Regions from separate parts of the Homo sapiens genome. Here region 1 is linked to region 2. Evidence: chromatin contacts called from ENCODE Hi-C or POLR2A ChIA-PET data. All regions are on one chromosome and are shown on one strand. The core of a region is the stretch at or near the end of the contact, and the rest is flanking DNA. Distances in the headings are between cores, read along the strand shown.

Region 1 (5,502 bases), core at 1,666-4,165, 620 kb after region 2:
AGACAGAAAGAAAGACAAAAAGGAAGAAAGAAAAAGAGCAAGGTGCAGTGGCTCATGCCTGTAATCCCAGCACTTTGGGAGGCTGAGGCAGGCGGATTACCTGAGCTCAGGAGTTCGAGACCAGCCTGGGCAACATGGCGAAACTCTCTCTCTACAAAAAATACAAAAATTAACCAGGCGTAGTGGCACACGCCTGTAGTCCCAGCTACTTGGGGGGCTGAGGCAAGAGAATTGCTTGAATCTGGTAGGTGGAGGTTGCAGTGAGCCGAGATCGCACCATTGCACTGCAGCCTGGGCAACAGGCTTTCTTTTTGCCTCAAAAAGAAAAAGAAAAAAAAGGTAGGTAAATTCAAAAACAAACAAACAAAAAAAACTTATTAATTGGAAACAAATCCAAAAATAAAACACCTCTGAAGTTACAAGGAAATGGGGGCAGTTCATTCACGCATATTTTCAGGATTCAAAGTTGTTCAAGATGAAATATTCAGTAAAATGACTGCTAGATTATCTATAATCCATACTTGCAAACAATTAACACAAATAACTCTAAGTTATCCATAGTAGTGAATGGGGTAACAGATACACATCTGACTTTAGAAATAAAGCATATGGTCTAAATAGATAATCGAAAGTAACAGATTTCTGGTGCTTAAAGTATATCATCTATATACATTTACCCCTCAAATTACAGCTTGATTTGGGCTAATCTCAAATTAATTTCTAAGTGGTAAGAGAGATCTGGACAAATAGTCTGAGAGACCAGGATTTCTAAAAAATACAGAGTAATATAATAAAAACTGCAACTTCCTTGTATCAATAGAAAAGAACGTTTTAACACATTCTCATCAATTCCACAAAGAATAACTAAACTAGGCACAGAAAAGTAACATTTCAAGTCCTACTGCACACTAGAACCAAGTTAGCACCTTGCTGTTTCTATTAAACGATCTAGGATTAAAAACTGGTTTTGAATAATCCCATATATGGATAATCCAAAGGTAAACAGACACACACAAACTCTCATTTACAAGACTTCGTCACCAAGCACTTACAAAATACATTTCATAAGACAGAAGAGAAAATGGAGCAAGAGGTGAGGTCACCTACCACTTTAGTTCTATTGAAAGAGAGAAGTCATTATGTGCTCTCCCCAAACAGTAGGTAGCCTCCAAAAACAACACACACCCCTACACCCCCCTAATCTGGTATTGTCATTCAGTGGGGTGACCTAGGAAGGCCTTTGAAATGTGTTGTATCAGCTCAGAGGGAATTAGACCGCATACGATGCCACAAAACATCAAATAAATGTAAAACTATAAAGATAATACATCTAAAATTAAGATGTATTAATAACTAGGCATACAAGCTCTCTCTGAATACAAAGTGTGTAAGAGCTGATTTCCAAGATCCTTTGCAATTAAACGTTAGTACATGATGAAAGTTCTTAAGGCTTAGCCTCACTTGCTGCTAAGCCTGCTACCTGAGTTTCTACTAGGCTGTGACCAACTTTTGAACTTGCCACGATAGCACTAAACTACTGTTATGCATCCTACTGATAAAACTGGACATGTGGCGCTTAATACGCCAAACCAGAATCATCAATGTTTGTTAAAGAACTCTCCCGTTACTATTGTGATGTCCACTCCGGAAGATTATCTGCATCTGGTTGAGGTTTAGACAGAAGAGAAGCAGTTAACAGACACCGACTGTATACACAGCGGTCTGCCGGCACACTGCAAAAAAGCCGATACGCCTTACAGGCTCAGGAAGTTGACTAACCCAGGGAAAAGCCCCATGCCCTCCTCTATGAAAGGGAGTGTGTGGTTGGTAGAACCCAAAGTAAACACGGAAAAATTCATTCAAGAATTTCCTTAAGGCCTACCGTGAAGACGTCGGAGGCAAGTTAAGACGTTGGGGAGCAGGTAAGAGAGACCAGAGTTCAGAAACAGACCGATAATGATCTACCAGCTCCGGTGGGGAGGTCCAAGCTAGGGGAGTTTGTGCCTCCTCTGTGGAGTTGGGGAGGAAAGGTACCGGGCGGGCTCTGGTCCTCCTCCGACAGCCCTTTCCAGCAGGCCCGGGGCTGCTAAGACCCAGGCCTGGCGTTGAGCAACAGCAGCTCTCTTCCACATGGTTGCTGGAGAGCGACCCTCCGAGCTGCCCCGAGGCCATGTGGCTGCAGCCACAGGGTGCCCAAACCCGGTGCACGTTCAAGACGTGAAACCAGAGCAGAGAAGGTGCCGGAGGAAAATCCAAAGAATGGGATGTTGGGGTACAAGACTCACTTCCTTTGGGCTTTGTCCTTCTTGGCCTTGGTCCTTTTCTTTCGGGCCTGGAGCGCAAGCACTGCAGGAGAGAGGGATGGATGAAGGGCGAATGTGGAGGAAAGGAGGCGACCAAGGTGAGGGTGGAGACCCAGCAGGGGCGCCAGGCCCGGCTGCGGGGCCTGCCTCGGGGGCGGCTGCGGGCTCCGGCGAGGCGGCCGGCCGTGGGGCTGGCGGCCCACGGGGCGCAGAGCAGCGCCCGGGCGGGATGCGCCGGAGGGGTCTCAGGCCGGGTCAGGGGGCGGGCGGGTGGGGGTCTGCGTCGCCCGCCAAGGGCCGGGCCCTGGAGTGGCCCCAAGGCGCGAGCCGGCCTGGCGGGGAACAAGGGGCGGCTACGGCCGGCGCCAGAGGACGCCCGGACTGAGGGGCGCGGACCCGCAGCCCAGAGGCAGGGGGTGTGGGGCGGCGCCACCTCAGTGGAGGGGCGCCGCACGTCCGGGAACCGAACCGCGGCAGTTAAGCGAAGCTCCCGGCGCTGACCCGGGCCTCGCCCCGGCGACCATTGCCCCTCGTGGCGGAGGCCGCTCCACCGCTCACCTTTCCGCTCCATGGTGAGACCGGTAATCGCCAGGCGCCTGCGCACTCGAGTGGCGGCGACTCCCGCTCCCGCCGCGGCCCAAAACCGAGCCCGCTCACACTCCGCCCTCAGTCCCGCCCCACCCCCGCCCCACGATGCCGCGCGCTTGCGCGTTGGGCGCGGAGCCTACCACCTGCTCCCGAGGAGGGGGCGGCAAGGAGAGGGAGGGGGCGCAGCGGGGAGGAACGCCGGGGTGAACGTTGAAGGAGTGTTAGAGATCCAAGCTTGGAAACCTGGCAAGGTTAGTTTTGTTCTATTTGTTTAGAAAAGGCGCAGAGAGCGGCAGGGCTCTCTGCATGCTGCTGAGTCAGAGCTTCGGAGGCAACTGGGATCTGCCTCAGTTTCCTGGCCTGTAAAATGGATTAATCAGGCATGTCCCAGTTTCTCCTTCCCTGAGCTATTGTGAGCCCAGTTGAGATACTATTTAAAGAAAATGGAAAAAAATTACATGTGAGAAAGAAAAGGGAGTGGGAGCAACACAAAAAGACTGGAAGGAAAGAACCTGTGACCCTATTATCACTTGAAAAGTAAAAACTTCAAAAGTGAATTTTCTCTTGAAATTTCAAGTTTAAGTGAAAGCTGTAAAGGAAAGAAGGGGAAATGAGAATAAAAACGTTTAATGTTTTCTTATTCTACCACCTTCAATACATGATAAAGCTGTCTTGTTTATAAGTTTTTTTTGTTTTTATTTTCTAAGTGCATTATCTCATTTGATGTTTATGGCAACTTAAAGGCAAAATAGTTATTACTTCCATTACACAAAGACACTAAACTTAAGAGGGCCTGCCTATATGTTCAGAATCTTGGTGTACGACCCAGTTATTTAATCATGAAGCCCTTATTGTATAGCAGGCTCAGCAAAGTTTTTCTTTGGGCCGTACAGTAAATATTTAGGCTTTGTGGACCATAAGATCTCTTTCTCAGCTACTCAACTCTGCCATTGGAGCTCAAAAGCAGTCATAGAAAATATGGGCTGTGTTCCTATAAAGATTTATGTATGGACACTGAAATTTGAATTTCATATAATTTTCACGTCATAAAATGTTCTTCTATTGATTTAAACATGGTCTTTGTTAGGTTTTGAAGGGAAGGTGAGGGTTAAAGAAAGACAGAGAGAGCAGTCTTGCTCTGCTGCCTAGGCCGGAGTACAGTGGCATGATCTCGGCTCACTGCAGCCTGGACATCCAGGGCTCAAGTGATCCTCCCACCTCAGCCTCCCAAGGTGCTGGAATTACAGGTGTGAGCCACTGAGCCAGGCCCTTTTGATCTTTTTTCAACCGTTTCAACGGTTATTCTTATTTCAGATCTTAGTTTACCAACCCATGTTGTAAAGTACCGCAGCTGGACAGAGTGGAAGCTCTGAAGACCTTTGCTCTGAACAAGTAATTGAGAAGGGAAGATGAGAGGGCAATAGTACAGCACAAGTCAAGCATGGGGGCTTTGGCAGAACTTATTGAGCAAAGTAAGTAATTAAGCCCATCCAGAGAAGGCAGTTTTTGAGCTGGGTATTAGGAAATATGTAAGATTTCTATAGGTGGAGAAGGAGATGTCAGGCATTCCTGAATGAGAAAATACATTGAGCAAAAAGGCACAGACGTGGACACCTGTAGGTGGGGGCTAGGATTGGGGCTGGTAACAACTGAAGGGATGAAATGGAAGGTGAGGCTGGAAAGGCAGGTTAGCCAAATTTGAAATTTAGATAATTGATATATGTTGCATGGAACCTGAATGATAGCATGTCTGAGTATATTGCAAAAGAAGACAGTACCTGTTGGCCAAGGAAGGATGCAGCCCAGTCTATTCCCTGCTGTAAAGTTGAAAACAAAAGGAAGGTTAGGACAGACAGGGAAGCCCTAGACTCTGAGGGTTGTGTGAGTTCAGGATAACCGCGTGTGGTTTAGAAAAGACAGGGAGAGAGCTGATAGCTAGGAAAAATCCCAGAATTGGGAAAGTACTGCCCACCCCAAAGTAAACTGTTTGAGTGTAGAGACCCTGCTTAGGTTTTCCTTGATGTAAACTCAGTGCCTACACAGTGTTAGGCACTTAGTAGGTGCTCATATATTTGTCTAATAAAAGAATAAATGGGCCAGGCACAGTGGCTTATGCCTGTAATCCCAGCACTTTGGGAGGCCGAGGCGGGCAGATCACAAGGTTAAGAGATCGAGACCATCCTGGCCAACATGGTGAAACCTCATCTCTACTAAAAATACAAAAGTAGCCGGGCATGGTGGCACATGCCTGTAATCCCAGCTACTTGGGAGGCTGAGGCAGGAGAATCGCTTGAACCCGGGAGGCGGAGGTTGCAGTGAGCCGAGATTGCACCACTGCACTCCAGCCTGGGCAACAAGAGCAAAACTCCGTCTCAAAAGAAAAAAAAAAGAATAAATGATCTGCAGTTTATGAGAAATGTCAGGATGAAAGAGAGAGAAAACACTGAGAGGGACAATATTAGAGCTGTATTAAATCTGAATTGGTTATTGCAGACCCATCAAAAAGGAAATATGTTCAGCTTGGCATGATACAGTCGTACCTATCCTGACTCTGAGTAGGCTATTGCTTCTCTAAGAGCTTACTAACCATCTGTTTAATAACTCGTTTTCA
Region 2 (5,110 bases), core at 1,315-3,814:
AGAGGGCTGGGTCCCACACCATGCTGGAGGAAGTGCCATCTGCATGGCCACTCTTGCCCCCAAGGGCCCAGGCTGTGGCTGACACATAGAAGGTGGCCACATAGGTCTCTGGGGTGAGAAGACAGCAAGAAAACTGCCTAACTGAAGGGAATGGGGGCCCTGCTCAAGAAGGGGGCCAGGCAGCTGGAATCAGGGGAGTGCATCATCCTCGGGAGCTGACAACAGCCAGGCTACACCAGGGCACCCGCCTCTCAAAATCAGCTGGGCGCCCACTCTCCTCCTAAAGAACACCCTTCTGGCCCTCAGTCTGTTCCCCTTCTCAGGTAGAGATTGGGGCTGCTATGGGGACTGGCCCTGTAGGGTTGAGCCACAGACAGCTCTTCAGCCCAGTAGCAGTGGAGCAGGCCCTGTCCTGCCCTCCCAGCAATAACCACCTCCCTGGAGGCCAGCTGAGATGCCTGGCTACTTGGCACCAGGGACTTCCTGACACCACAGTCAATTAATTCCTCAGGGGCCTGTGGCTGAAGAAAAGGTGCCCAGCCCCCACCACTCCTCAGCTGCCCCCCAACCTCTCTATGGCAGAGAGGCAGGGAGTGGCCCTGTACATAGACTGCTGGGGATTGGGTTTGATTTGTTTTGTTTTTTTTAATTCCATTTTGATAATTTTTTTCCTGCTCTGGGTGGTGGTGGCACATGGATGAATGAGTATTTAATAAAAGTTCCAAATTTCCACCTGGGTCCCTCCATCCTTTCAGCTCTAGGCCCGGGTGGCAGGGTTGGTCAAATCAGGCTATCAGCCCTGTCTCCCTGGCACAAACCCCACTCAGCCTTGGTGCCAGAGTGGTGGGGCTGGCCTGCCAGGGACACAGGTGGGAAGGAAGCCCAGTATAAGATAAAGCCCTGAGGAGCTGCTGGTGGCTTCTTGCCCACAGCTGAGCAGGTGGGCTCCAGGGTAGCCAAACAGGACCAGGGTGACCGCTGCTTCCAGGCTCTGGCTGAATCTCAGGCCTCATGTGATTGAGCTGGGGGAACTCTTTTCCTGCCTTTTCTTGTGAAACGTAGTCAGAGCCCCTCCAACCCAGCCACCCCCAAATCACACAGTCAGCTTCTCCAAGAGGGCAAAGCCCCAGGTTAGAGTGAGGCTGGGGGACACCTTTGCCAAGGTTACTGAGATTCAAGGAGCAGAGTCTGATGCCTCTGGAGCTGAAGTCTTGGCTCTATTACCCAGCTCTGGGGGTGCCCACCTAGGTGCCTAGGACTGTGCTGTGGGATTTCAAAGCCACAATCAGACCCCACTGAAAAGTGAGTTGGTGAGACCAGATCAGCTCCAGGGGGAAGAAGGGATACAGGGGAAGGCACTTGATGGGAAGAAGCTCTGGGTTTGACTCTGCCTACACAGGAACATTGCAGGGATTGGTGGTGCCTCTTTTCCTCTCTCTGCTGTGATGGATATGCCCCAACCCCTTCCTGCCTCCTAGGATTGGAACCCCCTCCTCTGATCCAGGCATCCTCTCCCAGGATGCCTAGAAAGCTCCCATTTACTCTTGCCACCAGCTCCTTGGGAAGAGAGGGGCGGGGGCGTGCTTCCAGGCAGGAGGTATTCCCAGCACCTTACTTGGAGGGATTTTTATTTGGCTTAGGGGGTAGGGGGAGGTGTCTTAGAATTGGCCTGAGCAGATGTCTTCAACATCTGTGACCACCATTCCTGGTGTGGGCGTGTCCCAGTCCTTTTGGACACTGGATCTGAAGAAAGGAAGCACTGACATGGAGGGCCCTGAATCCCAAGCCTGCTGCTGCTGGGACCCTTAAAGTTGAGGTGCACCACAAGGCTCACCCCCATGTGTTTCAGGAAGTTTCCAGTGTCTTCAGGGCTACTGGGGCTAGAGTGGGCAGTGCTCTGAGTACCGTTTAGAGCCAGTGCTGAGGGGATAGGGAGCCAGCAAGTCAAGTGCCACATCCTGACCTGGAGAGGTGCCCTGGCCCATTTCCTTCTCCAGCTTTGTGATGTTGCCTTTGTTTCCTTCCACTTGGATGGAGTCCCACCACCATGGTAATGTTAAGTAGCACCAAAAGCTCTACCCAGAGCCTACTATGTGCTTTACGTCCATTCTCAGACATTCTTACAACACGGAGGCATTTTTCCTGCTTTACAAATGAGGAAACTGCTCAAGGAGGTTAAGTAACTTACCCAAGGCCTCCTATGTTGAACTAGGACTGGACCTTTACTCTGTCTGACCCCAATATCAGGATGAGCTTGCTTTTTCCCTCAGCAAGCTGCGTCTGGGAGCCCTGGAAGGCTCCAGAAGCCTCCGGGTCTGAGGAGGCTTCTAAAAGGGCCTCACATGCCCCGGGAGCCACGTGGATACAGAACGAGGGTTCCCGCTCTCGGAGAGTTGGTCCCCAGTTCCCATGCAGGGAGTGGAGCCTCTGAGCACTGCCAGAACAACAGGCAGGGTTCTCGACAGCACAGAGCCTCACGCAATGTGCAGGCAGGTGGTGCTCTCGCTCCACCACGGCACCTCTGCGGTCTCTGCAGCCGTTTGCATTTCCTGAAACCGGATCTTAGTGTCAGAGCCGCCCCCAGCCGGGCGGGCGCCTCAGCCATGGCCCTGCGCAAGGAACTGCTCAAGTCCATCTGGTACGCCTTTACCGCGCTGGACGTGGAGAAGAGTGGCAAAGTCTCCAAGTCCCAGCTCAAGGTGAGGGGCACCCGGGACCCGGGGGAGGACGGCAGATGCACCACACCAGCCCCTGCCGCCTGGGAGCCAGGTGTGGACACTGTGCCACTCCAGGGGCACCCAGCCATCCAGCGTCCCGGGCCTGGGGTCGGGGGGCTGGTCCTGGGTAACTGGGCCAACGTAGCCTGGTAGATGCCGCTGCCCACCCTCCAGAGACCTAGTGAAGTGTGTGCAGAAACCTTGCGCAGAACTGGGCCCCACAACTGGAGGCCAGGAGGTTCTGAGGGCCATTATGGGGTTCTGAGGGCCAGGAGCCAGGCCACATCCCAGACTCTGTGTGATGAGCACACACACCTCCACAGAGTCATGCTTGGGCACGCAGTGTGCTCTTTCTTGCTGCTTCCTCCTGACTTTCAAGAGAAACAGTTAGCCAGTGCTTGGCAGTCATTTCCTCTGGAGCTGAGAGAGGCATAAAGGGGCCGCCCCCAGTCCCAAACCTGTCTGGCCTGTCTAACCCTGCCCGCCAGGTGGGACAGAGCTGCGGAGTGGGTGAGGACTGAGGACCCTATTATACTGCTACGCAGCTCACCCCCCTATCCACCACACATATCAGGTTGGGAAACTTACCTTAGGCCTTGAGACCTCAGGTAGGGAAGGGGGAGAATCTAAGCCCAGGAAAATCCCAATCAATGATTGTCCTGAAGTCAATCATCTGGCCTAGACAATTTCTGGGAGGCCAAGGAGTTTTTCTCTCTCTTCCTCTAGTCCTCCAGTAGTGCTGCCTTCCCTACCCTAGTTAGTGGGGAGGAAGCAAGGCCCTCAGCCACTAGAATCAGCGAACACTGGGGGAAAGGAGCAAGGTAGGCCTCAGCTCTCTAGGACCTGCCATAGGGGTGCCTTCGTTCACTCTGCAAGTACTTGAGTGCCCCTCGTGAGGCTCTGTGCCTGGCATGTGGCTAGGCACTAAACTGGTGTCTCCCTGCCCCATCCTCCAAAGGAGACGTGTGGTCTCAAGGAAACCTCCATTCTTAATGACCGAGGTAGAGGGTGCTGGATACCTGAGAGATGAATGGGACAGAACAGTTATTGTGCCCCACCACCGTTCCAACCCCCTACTTTACTGAACTTGGATGTGAGGAACTTGAATATCCCAAACTGGTCCTATGTTAAATTCCTTACCTGGATTTGTGAGCATCTAATAGATGATTTCACTCCCCCAGGAAGGAGAGCCCACTACTATCTTTTGTCACCTAGGGAGAACCTCCTAACAGGCAGATTCTTCCTTACATCCTATTTAAATCTCTTGTATTGCAGATCATGTCATTTGGTTGGGTCCTCAGTATAAATGGAAAAAAGTCGATCATCCAAAATCCATTTCTGCAAACTCTGTGTCCCACCCCTACCTCCCACCCTGTCCCTTTAATATCTTGCCAGACAATACCAGCCCCCGTGGCTTTTTGCTTCCAGGGTAACATTTTCCACTTCTGTATTACCTGTGGCCACTGAGACCTCTCCAGGCTCTCTCTGCCCTTCACATGGAAAGTACAGCCTTTAAGTGGCTCCCCTTTTCCTGGTGCCATCAGCCAGTAAAGCCTCCTAGCTTGAGCCTCTGTCTTGCCCTCTAAAAGGGCCACTACCCACTCCCTCATCCCCACAGGTTGCGTATTTCTAGGGAAATACTCCATGGAGAGCTTGCATGCTTGAACTGTCCACTGTCTGTACCTCATCACAGCTCATATTGAACCTACTGCCAGCAACATCTCTGGTCACACAGGATCAATTATAGAGTTCCCTCCTACTTGACAGAAAACTTGTCAACTCTGGAAACCTGGGCTAACAGTGGGAGTCTCAGGGGCCAAGTGGGGGTGGGGCGGAAATGGCGGGGCTCCTTTCAAGCCCATAATAGTGAATATTGGAAGAGGAGGAAGTAGTGATAGTGTTGGGGGGCGGGGATTCCAGCAAAGCAAAGGAGTAATAGAGAAGTGGTCAAAAGGCAAAGGAGGAAGCAGACGAGAGAGTTATACAAGCAGGGCCCACCTCTCCCCAGAAAAGACTTGGGGATGAGGGAAAAGACCTTGGAGTCAATCTGGTTTTTTGTTGTTGTTTTAGAGATGAGATCTTGTTCTATCACTCATGCTGGAGTGCAGTGGTGCAGTCATAGCTCACGACAGCCTCAAACTCCTGGGTTCAAGCGATCTTCCTACTTCAGCCTCCTGAGTAGCTGGGACTACAGGCACATGCCACCACGCCTGGCTAATTTTTTTATTTTTTATTTTTTAGAGCCTGAGTCTCATTATGTTGCCCCGGCTGGTTTCAGACTTCTGGCCTCAAGTGATCCTCTGGCTTCTGCCTCCTGAGTAGCTGGAATTATAGTCTTGAGCCACCTCACTGGGCTGGTTACTAAAACCATCCCTAGCGTTAGGGTCCTGGGT

Evidence for each region. Hi-C counts contacts between places; a loop is a spot of excess contacts on that map. ChIA-PET counts read pairs that join two places held with the same protein, here RNA polymerase II (POLR2A). Pooled maps may share reads with other maps.
Region 1: a loop to region 2 is called in a pooled map, with 2.7 times the contacts of the local background. The contact joins the promoter of SRPK1 here to the promoter of DEF6 in region 2. A Hi-C loop is called at or near these places in 6 of 50 pooled maps. POLR2A ChIA-PET finds 5 or more read pairs at or near these places in 2 of 52 experiments (MCF 10A and WTC11).

The regions. Positions count from the first base shown.
Region 1 is chr6:35,918,183-35,923,684 of GRCh38, forward strand. SRPK1 (SRSF protein kinase 1) reads right to left here and starts at 2,916. Exons shown (of 16, transcript NM_003137.5): 1 at 2,862-2,916; 2 at 2,286-2,346. The coding sequence starts at 2,874. RefSeq lists silencers at 2,579-3,168, 3,199-3,258.
Region 2 is chr6:35,295,254-35,300,363 of GRCh38, forward strand. DEF6 (DEF6 guanine nucleotide exchange factor) reads left to right here and starts at 2,565. Exons shown (of 11, transcript NM_022047.4): 1 at 2,565-2,699. The coding sequence starts at 2,604. ZNF76 (zinc finger protein 76) reads left to right here. Exons shown (of 14, transcript NM_003427.5): 14 at 1-732. RefSeq lists a silencer at 902-1,066.